Regions from separate parts of the Homo sapiens genome. Here region 2 is linked to region 1. Evidence: chromatin loops called from intact Hi-C (ENCODE). Cell type or tissue: prostate gland. All regions are shown on one strand. Links, peaks and the distances in the headings refer to the core of each region. The heading gives the core; the rest is flanking DNA.

The links. Peaks named below come from ENCODE experiments on the same cell type or tissue, not always from the same donor. Only the 100,000 strongest peaks of a DNase experiment are listed, where the experiment ranks them.
Region 2: a loop joins it to region 1, with 2.1 times the contacts of the local background. A loop is called at or near these places in 3 of 110 quality-filtered maps.

Annotation. Positions count from the first base shown.
Region 1 is chr20:17,805,501-17,815,498 of GRCh38, reverse strand. It overlaps LOC107985440 (a long non-coding RNA gene), which reads left to right. Exons shown (of 3, transcript XR_001754511.2): 3 at 1-1,724. Among named protein-coding and RNA genes, the nearest start is that of BANF2, 110 kb to the right of the region's middle. In prostate gland, for the core only: no CTCF peak of the experiment used is centred there; DNase peaks (open chromatin) are centred at 5,088, 5,538 and 8,658; H3K27ac peaks cover 2,187 bases.
Region 2 is chr20:17,709,471-17,719,468 of GRCh38, reverse strand. All of the region lies in intron 1 of BANF2 (BANF family member 2), which reads right to left. Among named protein-coding and RNA genes, the nearest start is that of BANF2, 15 kb to the right of the region's middle. In prostate gland, for the core only: no CTCF peak of the experiment used is centred there; no DNase peak of the experiment used is centred there.

The DNA.
Region 1 (9,998 bases), core at 1,252-9,251:
CATTATGTTGCCCAGGCTGGTCTCAAACTCCTGGGCTCAAGCAATCCACCTGCCTCAGCTTCCCGAAGTGGGATTACAGGTGTGAGCCACCGTGCCTGGCCCCACTTTAACCATTTTTAAGTGTGGAATTCAGTGGCATTAAGCACACTCATATGGTTGTGTAACCATCACCATTATCCATATCATCTTTCACAAAGATGAAATAAGAAGACTCATTCTCAGGCCCCTCGGGCCTCAGAGTGTCCTTCATGGGTAAAGCATCTTATAGAAGATGCCTCTACTACAGAGCTCACTATCCTGGTGGAGATGTGAAGATCAGGATGTTAGAAAAGGAGGCAGACAGGACTGAGGATGGTGGTGAATCCAAAGCAATACCCCCGGCTCCTCCTCCTGCAGGATCTGCCCTGTCTTGTCACCATGTCTTCTCCTTGCTGTCCACCCGTGTTCTTTTTTCCCCTCTAGACCAGAAGTTCTTAAAGCCTGGTCCCTGGACCAGCAACATCAGTACCTCCTGGGAGCTTGTTAGAAAAGCAGATTTTCTGTGCTCACCCCTACCCACTGAATCAGAAATGAGGGTGAGGTGTGGTGGCTGTTTCACAGCCCTCCCGGGATTCTGATCCATGCTAAAGAGTGGGAAGCACTGCTCCGGATCTGCAGAGAAATCCTGCTTTCAAAGAACTCACTAACGCCCCTACAAAACTACAATTTTTATGACTAGAAGCTCTGTGAATACCTTAAACAAGGAAGCTGACAGATTTAGTAAGATCGCGTAGGTCATGATCGCAAATGGGCTGCCCAAGGGCACGTCTTTCCCTTGGGTTTGTGCATTTGTCCTGCACACAATTAAAAACATTTAACTAGTTGCCAGTATTAAAGAAATAGAAACTTCCACGTAGAAATTCAGATTTTGGCATTATTTGAAATAATACTGTCTGGCAGTCCTGATATGTCTTGGCCTAGGTCCAAGCATGGGCCACCATGACTCGATGCAGGGACTGCCAGGCAGCCCAAGTCCCCCTACGCCCCAAGGCAAGTCCGCCTGGTGAGCCCACCCCCCCATTTTTATCTGCACTGACTGCTGTAGGGCTTTCGAGTTGTCAACCTCTGTATGTGAAGGGGGACCACAAACTGTAGCCCTCTGTGATTGTTAATGTTATATGTCAGCTTGGCTAGGCCACGGCATCCAAATATTTGGTCAAACACTAGTCTAGATGTTGTGAAGGTAATTTCTTTTAGGTGAGAGTAACAGTTATATCAGTGGACTTTGATGAAAGCAGATTGCCCTCCATAATGTGGGTGGGCCTCATCCAATCAGTTGAAGGCCTTCAAAGAAAAAAGACTGACTCCCTGCAGGAAGAGGGAGTTCTGCCAGCCTCCACGGTCACATAAGCCAATTCCTTAAAATAAGCCCCTCTCTCTCTCTCTCTCCTCCTCTCTCCACACATGCATACAAAACACACACACACACACACACACACACACACACACACACAAATGGTTCTATGTCTCTGTAGAATCCTGACGAACAACCCATGCTGTGAGTATTATTATTTGTTGGTGACCCTGGACCATTCAGGCACCAAGAGGTGCAGGAACTCTTCTTCCGTTTGCTGGCAGCTCTTAGGGATACACGCTCATTCAAACCATGCCCTCAGAGATGGAGGCTGCAAAGCTAATGAGTAGTATTATAATATTAATAACAAGAAATAAATAATCCATAAAAATAATTATGTTTATTTATTTATTTATTTATTTTTGAGATGGAGTTTTACTCTTGTTGCCCAGGCTGAAGTAAAATGGTGCAATCTCGGCTCACTGCAACCTCCGCCTCCCAGGTTCAAGTGATTCTCCTGCCTCAGACTCCCGAGTAGCTGGGATTATAGGCATGCGCCACCACGCCCGGCTAATTTTGTATTTTTAGTAGAGATGGGATTTCTCCATGTTGGTCAGGTTGGTCTCGAATTGCTGACCTCAGGTGATCCGCCTGCCTTGGCCTCCCAAAGTGCTGGGATTATAGCCATGAGCCACCGTGCCTGGCCAACAATGATGTTTATTAACAATAACACTATTAACATGTTGAGTGTTTATTCTATGCCAGACACCATGCTAAATGCTTTCTTTCTTTCTTTTTGAGATGGAATCTTGTTCTGTCGCCCAGGCTGGAGTGCAATGGCGCAATCTCGGCTCACTGCAAACTCCACCTCCCAGGTTCAAGCGATTCTCCTGCCTCAGCCTCCTGAGTAGCTAGGATTACAGGTGCCTGCCACCACGTCCAGCTATTTTTGTATTTTTAGTAGAGATGGGGTTTCACCATGTTGGCCAGGCTGGTCTCAAACTCCTGACCTTGGGTGATCCGCCTGCCTTGGCCTCCCAAAATGCTGGGATTACAGGCATGAACCACTGCACATGGCCAAGGCTTTTTTTAAATTAAATTAAATTTAATCCTTGGAGTAGCCTATGGCACAGGTACTATCATCACTAAACCTATTTTACTGATGGAACAGTCACAGAGAGGAAGTAACTTGGTCAAGGTCACCTAGCTCATGAGTGGCAACAAGATTTGAACCCAGAGCCAGACTTCAGGGCTCATGTTCATTAACCACTTAACCATGCTGCCATGCTAGAGTGTGTACTTCACCCTGAGTTTCCCAAATGACGGCGTGCAATAGAATCAATTCTCTGGGGGTAAAGAAATCTGAGAACTTGCATTGTGATTCAGGCAGTCCTTGGACTTCAGCTTGCCATGTGTAGCTGCACTAGTTGTGCACCATATAATTGTACTCAGTGGTACCAATGCAAATACTGTTGTAGGCAATGGAGAGAAAGATAGCTGATGTTCCTCACCTGTCCTGGAGGTGAGAGAGGTGCTGGTATAGTCACACAATGGAACACTTTACAGCAATAAAAAAGAACAAACAATACACGCAACATTATGGATGAATGAATCTAAAAAATTTATTGAGAAAGAAGGCACCAAACAGTATATATTATATTAGTCCATTTATAGTGGAGAAACCTGGTAGGTACCAAGTTAGCCACATGATCAGGTTAACATCATTAGTAACAAGACACATTAACGTAGTGAGCTCTTTGATATAAGGACATACACCATTTTAATGGTATTCTTGCCAAAAATGCATACTCTCACTCCAATCATGAGAAAACATTGAACAAACCCAAACTGAGGGATATTCTACAAAATTACTGACCAGTACTCCTCAAAAGTGTCAAAGTCATTAGAGACAAGAAAAGACTGAGGAACTGTCACAGACCACAGGAGACAAAGAAAAAATAACAATGAATGCAGTATGGGATCACGAATAAAATTCTGCAACAGAAAAAGGGCATTTTCAGAAAAATTGGTAAAATTTAAGTAAGGCCTGCTATTTAGTTAACTAACATTAACTTCAATTCACCGGTGATAATTTTCTTGTAATCATGCTGTGGTTATGTCAGATGCTAGGGGAAGCAGGCTGAAGAATATAAGGGAACTCTCTGTACTATTTTTTGCAGCATTTCTCTAAATCTAAAATTAAACTAATTTAAAATTAAAAGTTAAAAGCCAAAACAACACAATAAGCCAGGCAACGAGCTACCTGGCTCCATTTCCTCTGTGCTCAGTGGACCCTGGAAAGGAGGGAGCAGGGTCTGGGGCCAGGCAGGTAAACACAGGTAGGACTTGCTTCTCTGATCAGACCTAGCCCCTTTCCCAGACACCAAGCAACTCACCTGACTCTTCCAGCTCAAAGACAGTCCGTGCTGTCAGCCAGCTGCCTCCCACGGGCCACCAGTGCCACCACACTGAAGGAACCATGGAGCCACCTGGAAAAGTCAACCGAGAATTAGACATAACAATTTGGTTCTGCAAGGAGAGGAAACCCTTGGTCCTGGGATTCAGCCTTCAGGCTGTTATTAGCATTTATGGATGAAAGCTTCCTCTCAAGCATGGGTTGGTTGTGAATGCTTTTCCAGAGACATGGAAATGCAGCCAATGAGGACGTTTTTAAGTTCTCAGTTTTCCACCAGAGGACGGCTGCGCTCCCTGGTTTCAGGAGGGCACTGGGCTGGGGTGTGGATGTACCCAGGCGCTGTGGCCTCTTTGTGAGTTGCCTTCCTGGTATGCTGTAGGGATGAAGGGATGTGGGGGGGGTGCTCTGACTGAGCCCAGGGAGGGTGTCTGCCTCACCAAAAAGAGGAAGAAGGCAGAAAGAGGACCATGTCTCTGTGGTGAAGAGATGGGGTGATGGCAGCCTGCTCTCTCCTCCTGCACAGGGACTAGCGATGGACTTGATGCGCCTGCCTCTTCCCTCCCTGTGACACCCATTCCCCCATCCTCACCTGAGACCACAATGTGTTGTGTTTGGCACCCAAGCCTTCTGGTTTCCAGTGAGTTCTTGGTGCTCACCAGGCCTCCTGAGGGGCCTCCCTTGCTTGACACAGGGCAGAGGAGCAATGACTGGACCTGGGTCCCAAGGGCTGGGCATTCCCCTGGGCCGGGTACCCCTGTCGGCTGGGCACCCCTGTCAGCTCAGCACCCCCCTGGGCTTGGCACCACTGTGGGCTGAGCCTCTGCTAGGAGTCCAGGCCCCTCTTAGGTGAGAGCTTGAAACTGACCTCACAGGGGAGAATTTTGTGCGCCTTTCTTGTTCCTTTCAACCCTCCAGGACTATTATTTGGAAGAAGTATAGGCAGATTCCACTACATGGTTACCAGTCTGAGTGTCTGGAAGAGCATATTTGAAACTTGGGGATCCTCTTGAGTCTTCAGGATCCCTGGATAAGCGGCTCCAAACTCCACAGAGAAGCAGCTGGTCTCCTTCACTGAGAAATCCCTCAGATCCTCTTCTCTGTGGATTTCAAAAGACAGGCCATCTCCTCCCATTTCAATACACATTTCTCACTTGATTCTAGAACTTTCTTGTGCACTTCAGTCTTAGCTTCTCCCAGAACCCAACCTAAGGTTAATTGGAGCTTTAGTGGTCAGTGGGGTTTTCCCAGAAGCAGCCCTACAACAAGAATGTTGAAGATAAACATTTGATTTGGGAGGTGATCCCGGGAAGTAATGGTATAAAGACCAGGACTGATCATGTGACCACCGTGGGCGACTAAGGCTCCAGTGCTGCAGACTCTGGGGCAATGCCTGAGTTATTCCTCTAAGGGGTGAGGGGGTAGCCACATGTGTTATCATCCACTGTTGCACACAATTTGGATACCCCTGGACGGCCACATCTGCATGTGGGTGAGGTGAGCTCAGGAGAAGAGACACAGGTGCTGGCAGCCAAAGTGAGTTCATGCTCCCTGATGTGGCATGGCCTGAGGGCATGGGTAGGCACTGCCAGCAGCTTCTACACCTTCTGGGGGAGGAACACAGCCTATCTAAGGCTGGAATAGATTGTTCAAACTGTTCCATGTGGCAGGAGCCAGGGCTGCAATAGAAAAGAAGATTCCAAAAGGCTCTCTAGAGAAGGCTGGGCAAACAGAGCTGGATGCGAAGTGAGAGAAGGTTTATTATAACTCAGCACAAGCCCATCCCATCCACATTCCAGGCAAATCCACCCCATAGAGACAGGTTGTCCTGCCATGCGGCCGAGCCACAGCAGGCCTCTGGGCGCCAAGAGCCTGGGCTGGAGCATAGAGGATGTGGAGCCCCACTCTGTAGGTTCTGGGACTCCTGAGTTTGTTTCGGCCCCCACAGAGCTGTCCTGGCTATGGTTCCCAGAGAGCCTCACTGCATAAGGCTGCCCTTTTTCTTTTCTTCCTGTGAATAGCACCAAGCCATTTTGAAACAAGAATTCCTTAAAATAGTTTTTGTTTAAAGAAACAAGAAGCACCATCTCTTTATCGACTGTATGTTAACAGCAGTCAGCCAGTGAGCAGAAGCTTCTTTCAGCTTCAGGGCCTGAGGCTTGCAGGGGGACCCCCAGACCTCACCCACCCAGGGAGCTGCTTTCTCATAGGCACATCCCACAAATACTCCAGACACTAGATGACATTTTTATAGGTTTCTGTTTCCCTATATAGTGAAGTTGTTATTGCAGAAATGAGAGGACACTTTTGCAAATGACCAGAAGTCTGCACTTTCTAGGGGTGTCTTCTGGAGCTGCACTGAGCCACCGAGCAGCGCTGTCTGATAGAACCTTCTGCACTGATGGCAATGTTCTTGCACCACGAGTGGTCGCTGAGCACGCAACATGTGGGTACTGTGACCGATAAATTAAATGTTTAATTTCATTTAAATCAAATTAATTTAAATCTTTACACATAGCCACATATGGCTACTGACCTGGGCAGTGCAGCTTATGAGCAAAGGACACCCTGAACTTGGGCTGCCTCCGGTTGGGGCTGAGTTTGGGACGTAAGTATATGCACAGTTACATGGGTGCCCCTGGTGTGTGTCACACACGGCTGGAGTCCAGAAAGAAAGCAGCAATGGTTTCTTCTCCAGCTGAAGTCTTTTCTAGGATTGAGTCCAAGTTGCAGAGGTTTATGCCCTGCCCTTGGCCTGGGGTGATGACCTTGACCCTGGTCATCAGAGCAGCCAGGAAGAGCTCAGATTTAATGTCTGCTAGTGTCAAGAGCTTTCATGCAAGCAGTCTTCTTCGCCTCTGGGACACTCGGCTTGGGGGTTGTGTGTTTACCCACCCCCCACCCCCCAACCTTATCTTGGGGAGGAAATTGAGGCTCAGAAAATGTCAGTGCTCTGCCTGAGCTTCTCAGTGAAAAAGTGGTCAAGTCAGGATTCGAACCCAGGTCCACTGAGGCCCATGATACCCAGCACTCAGAGTTGTGCTTTTTCCTTGGCAGTAAGTGCTGCTGCCGTGAACTTTCTCCCACACTTTTTCTTGCAGTTCCTGAGCAACCGGACATACACTGGGCTCTGGTTGCTGGGACACCAGAGTTGAGAGGTCAGCATAGGAGGCTCCACTCACTTCGGTCCTGTGACAATGGACTCATGACCATTCATGACATCTCCAGCCTTGATGCCCCACCCCCACTACTGCCCATGAGTCTTATGTTAAAAATAACAATGAACGACAAGAACTGGGGCTCTGCAGTCAGAAGGACAACATATGTTTTCCATTTTCTTCTTTCTCTTCCCTGCTTCTCTAAAAGTGGATTAAATATGAAAAAGCACTTCCCGAACGCTTGGGAGACACTGGGAAGGATTGTCCAATGGAGAAATTATTCTCCAGAGAATTTCTTAAAAGCCACTTGTTTTTAAGAAAACACATAAAACTCTTAATTATAAAATTCACACATATTCGTTAAAGAAAACTTGGAAAACACAGATGAATATAAAGAAAGAAAAATGCATTGACATTCTACTCAAAGAATCTTCACTAAACGTTTGCTATAGTCCTTTTCAATTTTTTTTTCCTATGCACAAAAAATGTATATTTTTGTTTGCCTGCTGTAGTTATAACTATATATTTTAGGGTGATTGTATGATTGTGGTGGGAAGATTCAAACCCTCCCTGGGGTCAAAGGAATGATTTGAGATCCCTACTTTTCAAACCTTCTGGGTATAAAGGACCTGTTTTTTTTTAAATTTCCAACCCATCACTGACCACATATGAAGCAGCACGCTATGTGTCACTGACCTTGTGGGTTCACTGTCGCCCCACCTGGGTCATGTTGAGTCCAGCAGACACTTGATTGGGTGCCAGAGCAATGTCAGATTGCTCTAAAAGTTTCTAAGCAATCACTCTGCTTCCACACTGATTTCTTTATGGCAGAACTGGCCTGACCATGATCACCAAACTACAGCCCTTGGGCCAAATCCTGCCTACCACTAGGTGTGAGCTAAGGATGGTTTTTATATTTTAAATGGTTGGGGGAAAAAATCAGAACAATGTTTCATGACATGAAAATTCCAAGAAATTCAAATTTAAAAAATTCAAATTTCAAAAATCAATGAAATTCAATTTTGAAAAGTCTCTTCGAGATAGAGCCATGCTCATTCCTTTGCACATATGTGGCTGCTTTCTCAGTACAACGACAGAATCAAGTCGCCGAGACAGGGACCGACCATCCTGGCCTAAAATGCCTGAAATATTTACCATCTGGCTCTTTACAGAAAAGTTTTGCTGACCCTGATCCAGTTCAATGGTTCCCACATTTGCTGCTTTTTATAATCATTGGAAACTTAAAAAAACAGTACAGCTCGCCAGTCCCCTCCCCGCCCCAGGTGACTGTGACGTCAGCAGTTCTGGGACGCAGCAGCCAGGTGTGCCCTCAAGCGGCTTTCCCAGGACGGGGCCCGCGGCTCTGTTCAGAGTCTCCTTTGGGACAAAACCCCTTGTGTCCCGAGCTGCTCCAAATGTGGTCCCCGCCACAACATTCCCCGTGGGTCCAGCCCTTTCCGGGCACCCTGTAGCTGGGGTTCACTTCCTCCTCAGCCCTCTGCACCATGACCTCGGCCTCCTTCTTCCTCGCAGCCTGCAGCAGGCCCCCTGGGCTTTCCCGATGTCACCCCAGCCAGGGCCTCCTCGGGCTCTCCCCAGCAGAGGGTTTCTAGAATTCTTGGCCTGCCCCCCCGGGGCGGCTGGGAGGAGCAGCCTGGCCCCACGTCCTGAGGGCCCGGCCACAGGGCTCGCCTCGTCTGGGCCCCACGCAGCTCCCACCCTCTGGTTTATGCTTCTGGCACCAGCACTGGAGTCCTGAGCCAAATGCACACATGGCCTGAGCAGTTCTGTGGGGGAGTGGAGAGGAGTGAGCTGGAAGGGAGAGAGCTGATAAAGCCGCGTCTCTGCCTGTGCGGATTCCTTGTCTTTCCTGAATTCCTTCCTCACTCCTCCATTTTTATATTTCTCATTCCTTTCCTCCTCGCTCCGTTCCCTCTTCCTTCTTTCTCCTCCTTACCCTGCTACTTCTCTCTCTGGCATTGTTACCCCTCCTGCCTTGAGTTTTTGAGTCAGATCTGCTACTTCTAGGACAACCCCCTCTTCCTGAATGGGATGTGGGACACAGCGGCTCAGGCTTCGGGGCTGGAAATGTGCTCACTTTATTCAGGGAAAATGTGTTCCGGTCCTGTCCTCAGAGAGCTCACAGTTTATGAGAGAGCCAGACAAGCCGCAGGCAATTTTATGTGTACATATGTGCTATTTGTTTGTTTGTTTGAGACAGGGTCTTGCTCTGTCGCTCAGGCTGGAGTGCAGTGGCAATCTTAGCTCACTGCGGCCTCAACTTCCTGGGCTCAAGCAGTCCTCCTGCTTCAGCCTCTCAAGTAGCTGGGACAACAGGCACCCCTCACCACACCCAGCTAATTTAAAATTTTTTTGTTGTTGAGATGGGGTCTCGCTATGTTGCCCAGGCAGGTTTAGAACTCCTGGCCTCGAGTAGTCTCCCTGCTTCGGCCTCCCATGGTGCTAGGATTACAGGTGTGAGCCACTGCACCTGGCCATGTGTTGTTTTTAAAATTTTTCTTTAATTGAAAAACAATAATTGTATATATTTATGAGTTATGATGTGATGTTTTGATATGTGTATACATTGTGGAATGATTATATCAAGCTAATTAACATATCTATCACCTCACATATTTACCATTTTTTTTGTAGTGAAAACATTTAAAATCTATTATTTTAGCAATTTTGAAATACACAATGCTTTATTATTAACTGTGGTCATCATGCTGTGCAATAGCTCTTAAAAACTTATTCCTGGCCGGGCACGGTGGCTCACGCCTGTAATCCCAGCACTTTGGGAGGCCGCGGCGGGTGGATCACAAGGTCAGGAGATCGAGACCATCCTGGCTAACACGGTGAAACCCCGTCTCTACTAAAAATACAAAAAATTAGCCAGGCATGGTGGCGGGCGCTTGTAGTCCCAGCTACTCAGGAGCCTGAGGCCGGAGAATGCGTGAGCCCCGGAGGCGGAGCTTGCCGTAAGCCGAGATCGCACCACTGCCCTCCAGCCTGGGCCACAGAGCAAGACTCTGCCTCAAAAAAAAAAAAAAAAAAAAAAAAAAAAACTTATTCCTTCAGTCTAACTAGAAAT
Region 2 (9,998 bases), core at 1,073-9,072, 96 kb after region 1:
TAAGAAGGTAAATGACCTGTTCAAGACGATGCACCTGGCCCAGGTGTGGTGGCTCACACCTATAATCCCAGCACTTTGGGAGGCTGAGGCAGGCAGATCACCTGAAGTCAGGAGTTCGAGATCAGCCTGGCCAACATGGTGAAACCCCGTCTCTACTAAAAATATAAAAGAAAAAAATTAGCTGGGCGTGGGGGCAGGCACCTGTAATTCCAGCTACTCGGAAGGCTGAGACGGGAGACTCACTTGAACCCGGGAGGCGGAGGTTGCAGTGAGCCGAGATCAAGCCATTGCACTCCAGCCTGGGTGACAAGAGTGAAACTCCATCTCAAAAAACAAAACGAAACAGAACAACAACAACAACAACCATGCACCTGGCAAAGCACACCAGCTCTCCATCTTTCAGGGGAGCGCCCCTCTTCTAAGGCATCCCTCTTGTAACCCCGGGCGAGCTGCAGCATTGGGTCCATTATGGACAGCTTAAGCACTTGGCCATCATACAACAGAACTAAGCAGATGCCTCAACATAATCCTGTCCTGTAAAAGTTCTTGTATTACAGGGTGTTCTGTCAATGACCCTACTGTATTTTGAACCACAAAGTCCTGTTTGGGGAGGACACATCGGCAGGGAATGACCAAAAACAATTCTGGTTTTAGATGCTTAGAGCGTCAACTTTTTAAATAAGGAATAAAGGAATCAGTAGAATTTAATCTCAATTCCCAAAGGAATGACCTCCCAGTTGCAAATGTTTGACATCCTTTAAGGTTATTTTTAAAAGCTGTATGACAGGTCTTCATAAGGAGGTGATCACAAATATGTCCCCACTATCAGATAAATGGGGTGAGGATGGGGAACTGCTCCAATGCCATACAAATGGCTATTTGGGGCTTGGGATACAATTTCCAGTGGGGACACTATACATGGATTCAAAAAGGGACATCTCTTCCACCATTGGCTGGAAGTGAACTTGTTATTCTCTAAAAATTCTACAATGCAGGCTGGGCGCGGTAGCTCATGCCTGTAATCCCAGCGCTTCGGGAGGCTGAGGCAGGTGGATCACCTGAGGTCAGCAGCCCTGTCTCTACTAAAAATACAAAAATTAGCCAGGCATGGTGGTGGGCGCCTGTAATCCCAGCTACTCGGGAGGCTGAGGCAGGAGAACTGCTTGAACCTGGGAGGCAGAGGTTGCAGTGAGCTGAGATCTCGCCATCGCACTTCAGCCTGGGCAACAGAGTGAGACTCCATCTCAAAACAAAAACAAAAACAAACAAACGAACACCTCTACAACACAAAAAGTGACTCCCATTAGAATACCATTGTTTTTGCAAAAGGTCAATGGGAAAAATGCAATATTTTCATGTATTATTTTGCCATTAACAGATTGCTACATGAACATTTCTAAATATTATTTTATGTAATATGTTATTTCAATTGTGTGTAATTAAATTATGAAATCAAATGGTACCTGTAAGACTATTTTATCTATATCCCTAAAAGTTTATATATTCAAGTGGCCAAAAAGCATTTTTGGAATTTTCTTGCTGAGAAACTGTGAGATTATCTTATTTTCCATGTTTGCTTTATATTTAGACACATGTGATATTGCCTACCCCAGGGAAGTGGGATGTTAATACTTAAAATCAGTGTTTTTCCCTCATCTATTATAGACAGTAGTCACAAGGGGTTGGGCAGGGGAATCTGCATCTGTGGGAACATGGTTGAGACTGTTGCTGCTCACATTTTGTTTTATAAATTATCCCACATGATATATTTCTTTTGGAACTTAATGCCAAGAAAAAAGTATGCCTTTCAAAATTGGTATATTTCTACCTTTATGATAAAAAGAATTTGTAAAGATCTTGTTTCCTTTTTTACTTGGCCTACTAGGAAGCTCTGAGCTAACCCTAATGACCATATAGGGAAACTAGCCTAGATGAATAGCTCTTTCACTTTGTAGTTAAATTTGCTTCTTTTGCTCGGTGCCTTCATTTTCTGTTTCTACTTTTATTTTAAAATGTAGATTCGTATATTCAAAGCACTGACATCCTTTATTAAAAGCTACTTTATTACATAGTTAACTCCTCACAGATATGGAATATAAGTATCTCCCAAACCAAGCAGATTTATAGGAAAACAGAGCACCCACCCCTATGCCCTGAGAACACTCCAGTCTTGTAGCAACAAGCAGCGGGGAGAGCATGAGGGTGAGAATGACCCCAGGGTTGTTCCTTGGATGCCTGCTGTGCCTTCGGTCTACAGTGAGAGGATGATGGGACCTCTGCACTGATGGAGTCAAGCCCGAGGGAGCTCAGATGCTCACCCCTCAGAATCTGAGGGAATACTGTCAATGCTGCTTCCTGGCTCCCTGTACCTCTACCCACACTCTCCAGAGTTGCAGTTTCTCCCTTCAAATGATCAGTGTTTCATAGAGAAAGAATGAAAATGAGGGTGGCTGGCCTGGTGCCATCACTCACTCCTGTAATCCCAACAATTTGGGAGGCCAAGGCAGGAGGATTATCACTTGAGCCCAGGAGTTCAAGACCAGCCTGGGCAACCAAGTGAGACCCCGTCTCTCTTTTCTTTTTCTTTTTTCTTTCTTCCTTTCTTTCTTTTTTTTTTTTTTTTTTTTGAGATGGAGTCTTGCTCTGTCACTCAAGCTGAAGTGCAGTGGCACAATCTTGGGCTCACTGCAACCTCCGCCTCCTGGGCTCAAGAGATTCTCCCGTCTCAGCCTCCCGAGTAGCTGGGACCACAGATGCATGCCGCACCACCTGGCTCGGGGTTTCACCATGTTGCCCAGGCTGGCCTTGACCTCCTGAGGTCAAGTGATCCACCCTCCTCGGCCTCCCAAAGGGCTAGGATTACAGGTGTGAGCCACTGCACCTGACCTGTCTCTTTCTTTAAAAAAAAAAATAGAAAGGAAAGACGGGTGAGCCTGGGCAACATGCCACAACCTTGTCTTTACAAAAATTAGCCAGGCATGGTGGCACACACCTGTGGTCCCAGATACTTGGGCGGCTGAGGTGGGAGAATTGCTTGGGCCTGGGGAGGTCAAGGCTGCAGTGAGCCGTGGTCGTACCACTGCACTCCAGCCTAGGGGAGACCCTGTCTCAAAAAAGAAAAAAAAGGAAAAGAAAAGAAGGGGGGTAACCTTCCTATAACACTGAAGGTCGGACTCTGAGGAGCCCTCTCCCACCTAGGCTGTTAAGGGTCTGAGGAGACCCTGTCAGGCTGCACTCATACACCGGAGGGAGAAATGCCTCCATTTTGGATGGAAGCTCATGGCCTCAAGAGCTTCCACAGGGCTCCATTTTGTACAGTCCACTCAGGAACTACTTTTCAGGGTGTACCACGCTCACCACAGTATCCTGGGGCAGGCAAGTGACCACCCCTCACCTTCTTGGGCCACATGAGTCACTTTCTGTGAGGGCTGCTCGGCGGGTGGGAACTGAGCCTACCGTGGTCATGGTCACCACAGTTGTGGAGAGCTCACCTGAGAAAGAAGCCAGGGTGGAGGAAAGCAGCTCTGAGAGAAGGGAAGAGACAGAGTCCCCAGTAATCATTTGCAGGCCTGGATTTAGACATGCCTGACGGCGACTACCCTTGGACTTTTCAATTATGTCAGGCAAAAATAAACAAAATAGTCATTTTTGCTTACTTCAGTTTAAGTTAGGATTGTGCCTTTTATAACAGAGTTCTAACTGATGACCCCTAATACTCATTCACTCACTCACTCATCCAACAAGTGTTTGTGGCACACGCTTTGTGTACCGAGCACTGTGCTGGGCACAAAGGCCTCCCCATTCCACCCAGAGTGCTGGGGCAGGGTCAGGCCCATGGCTTAGGCATCAGGAATGAAAGAAATCACTTTCTAATGACCACTAATGCTCGTTGTTCAAAAATAAAGTAATATTTGCCTTCCTTGCCGTTAGCTCCGATTCTGCAATGGGGAACAAGATTTTTTCTTTCTCCGCTCCTTGTTGGCTGTCTTACACATGGCCCTTTGATTATACATCCTTATCTTGATGGGTCTACAGGTGATGAATAACCAAATACATTCAACAGTTCCTCAGACATTCACTGAGTGCCATCTGTGTGCAAGGCCTTGAGCTAAGTGCATGAACCCTCAGGACGATGTCTTCTGCAGATACCTCTCCCAGAGAAAACAGAACCAGCCCACGGCAGGGCACACCACACACGGTGTACTAGCCATAAGGAGGCATTCCCAAAGGCAGGGCTCACCTTTTCAGGGAACTAGGAAGGAGGTGGCGGCTCAGCTTCATGGACTCTGGGTCTGGAGGTTCCTGTTAACTCCTGCTGGAGGAGCTGGGCTGAGGGTAGGAGATCCTTGTCTGACCTTAGCTCCACCAATGACCAGCAGAGCGACATTGGGCCTGTCACCTCCATTTCTTATTTATAAGATCAGCGTTAAATTCACTGACCTCATCCTTCTGGTTCCTTCCTATGTTTTGTCTCTGTTCATTTACAGTCTCTAGATGGTATAAAATTCATACAGGTCCACAATCCCTAAGCTACCATTTTCATATCCAAATGGCTCTGAAATCCAGAAATTCTTTTTGGGGGCACAGGGCGGGGAGACTTACTTGGCAGCAAATGCTGGCCTGAACTGACATGAGGCTATTTATAGTCTTTATTATCCCAGTTAGTGTGAATATTTATACACTCCACCACAGGAATATTAATGGGTTTACAGGGTGCTGAGCCAGGCTCCACTAGGAATGTTCTGTAATATACAAAAGAGGCATCACATTGCCCATTTTTTCAAAAAAAAAAATTTTGAATTCCCTAGAACTTCTGGCCCCAGCAATTCTAAGTAAGGTTTCATGGATGTGTGCTAAGATCACCATGCCTGCAGCCAAGGCAAACTGCAACGATCCATGAAGAAGCCAGCTTGTCTCCCAGCTTGTGCAGCCTCCACCTTCCTTGTCCCATGACTCTGTCTCCCAACCTTTGTGAATAGAATTGTCCCTTGTCTATAAAATTCCATCTAGGCTGGACATACTTGTCTGATAGTGGTTCTAGCCAGGACTATTTCTGGTTGCATTTTTCCTTCATGAAAATATTCCCTTCCCTTTGGGGTCCTGTTATCTGCAAAGGATCAGGAGCTGATGAAATAGAATAAGTCATATAAAGAATGGACAAGCATATTAGTTCACCCTTCATGGATGAGATATCTGCATTTGTAATAGATGTATTTTTTTTCACCTTTTATTCTTCTTTTTCTTTCTTTCTTTCTTTTTTTTTTTTTTTTTGACAGAGTCTCACTCTGTCGCCCAGGCTGCTGGAGTGCAGTGGTACAATCTCGGCTCACTACAATCTCTGCCTCCCGGGTTCTTGTACCTAAGCCTGCCAAGTAGCTAGGATTATAGGCACCTGTCACCATGCCTGGCTAATTTTTGTATTTTTAGTAGAGACGGGGTTTCATCATGTTGGCCAGGCTGGTCTTGAACTCCTGACCGCAGGTGATCTGCCTGCCTCGACCTCCCAAAGTGTTGGGATTACAGGCATGAGCCACTGTGCCCAGACCACTTTTTATTCTTAATTGTGGTAAAATACACAACTTAAATTTTTACCATCTTAACATTTATTTATTTATTTATTTATTTTTTATTTTTGAGATGGAGTCTCAGTCTGTCACCCAGGCTGGAGTGCAGTGGCCTGATTATAGCTCACTGCAGTCTCGAACTCCCAGGTTCAAGCAATCCTCTTGCTTCAGCCTGGTGAGTAGCTGGGACTACAGGCACGAGCCACCACACCCGGGTAATTTTTTAATATTTTTGTAAAGATGAGGTCTTGCTATGTTGCCCAGGCTGGTCTCAAACTCCTGGCCTCAAGCAATCCTCCTGCCTCTGCTTTCCAAAGTGCTGGGATTATTACAGCCATAAGCCACTGCGCCTGGACTATCTTAGTCATCTGCAAGTGTACAGTGCAGTAGTGTTCAATGTACTCACGTTGTTGGGCCAATCTTCAGAACATTCTCATATCCAATAAACAACTCCCCATTTCCCCCTCCTCATAGCCCCTGACAAACACCATTCCACTTTCTGTCTTTATGAAGCTGACTACTTTAGATGCCTCATGGAAGTGGAATCACACAGGGGTTGTCTTTTGGTGACTGGCCTATTTTACTCAGCTTGATGTCCTCAAGGTGCATCCATGCAACAGGATCTCTCTCTCTCTCTCTCTCTCATTCTTTCTTTTTAAAATGGAGTCTTGCTCATCACCAGGCCGGAGTGCAATCATAGCTCACTGCAGCCTTGAACTCCGGGGTCAAGTGATCCTCCATCCTCCTGCCTCAGCCTCCCTAGTAGCTGGGACTACAGATATGCACCACCATGCTCAGCTAATTTTTTAATTTTTTCGTAGAGATCGGGGGGTCTCCCTAAGTTGCCCAGGCTGGTCTTGAACTCCTGGCCTCAAGCAATCCTCCCTCCTTGATCTCCCAAAATATTAGGATTACAGGCATGAGCCACCATGCCCGGCCAGGATTTTTCCTCTTTCTAAGACTAAACAACATTCCATTGTATACACCACATTTTGCTCCTCCATTCATCCATCATGGGAAGCTGGGTTGCTTCCACCATCTGGCCATTGTTACTAATGCTGCTATAAACGTAGGGGCACTGTAACATATTTCTAAACCTCTCAATATACACCCCCTTATGAGTACAGCATTCTGATCCCGCCTCTCTCTGCCATTATTACCCCACAGAGAAGGGGAAAGCAATGTTGTCTCGGGAGGGAGAAGGAGTTTCCCCAGAAGACAGGAAGGGAGAATCTACCTTCTCTGCCCCATGGATTCTAGAAAGAGGAAGAAGGCTCACCTCATTATCCGCACTACCCTCCCAGGGAAGGTGGAAGAGAAAAGAAAGATGAACGTTCATGGGCACGGGGCTTGAACTTCCCTACCTGAACAAACATCCAGAAGTGGGCAGACTCTTTAGATTCCAGTGGGTAGAGTCAGGAAGGTTGTCGGGCTGTGGGAATGGTGCATGGGACTTGGTGGCTTGCCTTCCAGGACTTGGCAGGAGATGACAACAACAGTCACTTCTGAAGTGTCTTGGGCAACAATGTAGCAGCAGTAAACAGTGGCTGGGAAGATAAGCTTGAGGCAGTGCCCTTGGTTTTTGCAGCAAAAAGTTCAGGGCAAGATAGGGCCGAAGATGCTTTAAGGCCTGATGGGTGAACTGAAGCCTGGAGTCAGGAGGAAGAAGTCCCATGCATGGGGACCTCACAACCATGGGCAAATGTCCAGGCCACAGGCTGCAGCAGTGGAAACTAAGATAGCCCTAAAAGACAAAAAGGGACTGGTCACCCCTCCATGGCAAGGAGCAGATTCCAGCAGCCGCACTGCCACAGGCTCAGGCCATCATCCTGCAGATTCCGTGGGTATTCAAAGTCCCCTCTCCCCACTGCCTTGAAGACACAGTCAGCACCTGTCTCCACACCCACCTGGCAGCCATCACTCTTTAGGAAGGACGGAGGAGGGGCAGAGCAGTCCCTAAGGAGACCGCACCTCCCAACAGGGACTCTCTAACACGGCCTGGAGAGAATCTGACTATTCCATTGCAAGGAGACAGAGAGTAGTAGGTGCCATTGGTGCCATGCGCAGGTCTCCTTGACCAGCTGGTGCACCCAGCTGCTACAAGTGTTGCAGGGAACCTCAATGCGTGGTTGTGGCTTTCTCTGGACTGTCACCTCTGCCGTGGAAGCTGCTACACCTGGAGACACCTGGGAGGTGCAAGGCCCAGGCCTCTGCCTAAGAGCAACTAATGGCTTGCGGATGTGGAAGCACAAAACCCTAACCCCCTTGTCTCAAGGTGGAGCCAACTCCCTGGTACCATTCCGGCTCCAGAGCCCCCCAGGGGGTCAGGTAGAAGCTGAGTGCCCCTGGTGCACACCTCTCAGCTCCTCCCCTGCCCTCTCCTGCTTCCTTCACCAGGTCAGGGGCACCGGAACCCGGCTCTCAGGCTCTGCTTCCAGGGAACCCCACCCAACACATACATAATTTGCAGCTACTCTGTTCTTACCACATTGTGTGGAGGTGTCTAAGAATAAAGAATCGTATTTTCTTTATACGGGTAAGTGTGGTGAGAGTGAATCTGTAACTGACTCCACTGTGCAGTTAAACAATGTCTTCAGGCAAAAGTGACTCTCATGAGGGCTTTACAGGCCCTGGAGGGGGGCCCCGGGGGAGGCCATCTGGGGGCAGGCAAGTGGCTCCACACTGGCCTTTGCCTGCAGGAGGATTGCTGTGCTCATCTCTAACCCAGACCTCCCAGGAGGTTTGTTCTCCGTTCCCACCAGAGTAGGGTTGCCAGATTTAGGTAATAAAAATGTCAGATGCCCAGTGAAATTTGAATTTCAGATAAACACAACATAACTTTTTAGTATAAGTATGGCCCAAGTATTTCACAGACTGTACTTATACAGAAGGGGCTTTTTCTTGTTTATCTGAAATGTAAATTTCACTGGGCATCCTGATTTCATCTGGCGGCGCCCCCGCCCCCGCCCCAACACTCCCACACAGTCTGACTCAGCAGAAGCCCCCAGATCTGCCCACACACCCAGCCCTGGGTTGCTGCGGGAACTGCAAGGGTCCAAAGTTCTTCCTGCTGGGATTCCACTCCTGGCTCAGCCGCCGTTAGGCCGGCCAGTTATTCTACCCTCTCTGGATCTGATGAAAGCCACAGACTGACGAGGCTCGAAGCTAAAGGGGAAACAAGATGATAATACACAGCTTGGGAGATCACTGCAGCAGCTTGTCACTCAGAAGTCACCTCGGAGGCAAGCACTAGTCTGGATGTCAGCTTGTCCCTGCTCACATGGAAAGAAGGTCTGGTGCCAGCCTGGGCTCACCCCGGGACTAGAAACAGAATAAGGATCACAGGCAAGCGGGAGAAATGGAACCGAATTGAGCTGGCGAGTAAGGGGGCTCATGGTGGCTGAGCGCCTACTACGTGCCTGCCTCTGTATGGCCATTGTCATGCATAGTCCTCAAAACGAATTCTGCAACATTAGAGAATTGTTCCTATTTTAAGAGATGTGAAAATGGAGGCCCGAAGAGGCAAAGGGGGCCACCTATCTAGTAAAAGGCAGTGATGAGCTGCAGGCTGAGGTCTGGGTGGTTCCAAAGACCAGCTCTTCCCTCTCCAGGACAGGAGTCAGAACAACAAGGACAGTTTTAGCAGACGCTGTCCCTGCCCTGCCCATGTCCCCCCCAGGGCTCATGGTTTCCATGGTGGCTCTTCGCCCTGCAAGTGGACAGGGCTGGGGACGAGACACCTTGGGAGCAGCCCTCGGCCAGGATGTGAGTAGGTGGGTAAGTACCCAGCCCCACACCCCTCAGGTGGCACAGCTCTGGGGCCTGTCCCACATTAGGTGATATCCAGACATCCCCAGTGGGAGGGAGCCCCCAGTGCTCATGGCAGTAACTGCTCAAGGCCACCTTCCCTTCCCGGTCTCACATCCTCACTCCCTTCCTCATGGGACCAGGAACCCTTTCCATATCAACTACTTGCACTGCAATTAGATGATCAGGTCAGCAACTGGGAAACCCACCTAAGAGAGCGGCTCATGCTTATCCAGGCTTACCAAGGCACCGTGCTAAGCTCCGCACCAAGATCATCTCATTTCATCCACCCACCTGCCCTTGGGATGAGATAGCTTCTATGATTATCCCATTTCACAGATAAGATAAATTAACTGACCTATGGCATTGCCAGGCCTCAAACCGAGTGGGCCTCAGCCTAATATCTGTGTTCTCAACCACTGAGATATTAAGCAAGGCTTCCATTGAGCTTCTGGGCAATCATTTTCCCTCCTTCTAGCTTTGGACTGACTTCCTCTGCTTGGGTGCACATATAAACAGGAGATGCAGCAGTTGGCTGCCCCAAAACAAAGGGGCATCTTGTGTACAGGTGGAGCTGTGCAGTGGTGCAGTGTTTTAAGCATTGCCTTCATTCCACTCATAGGATAT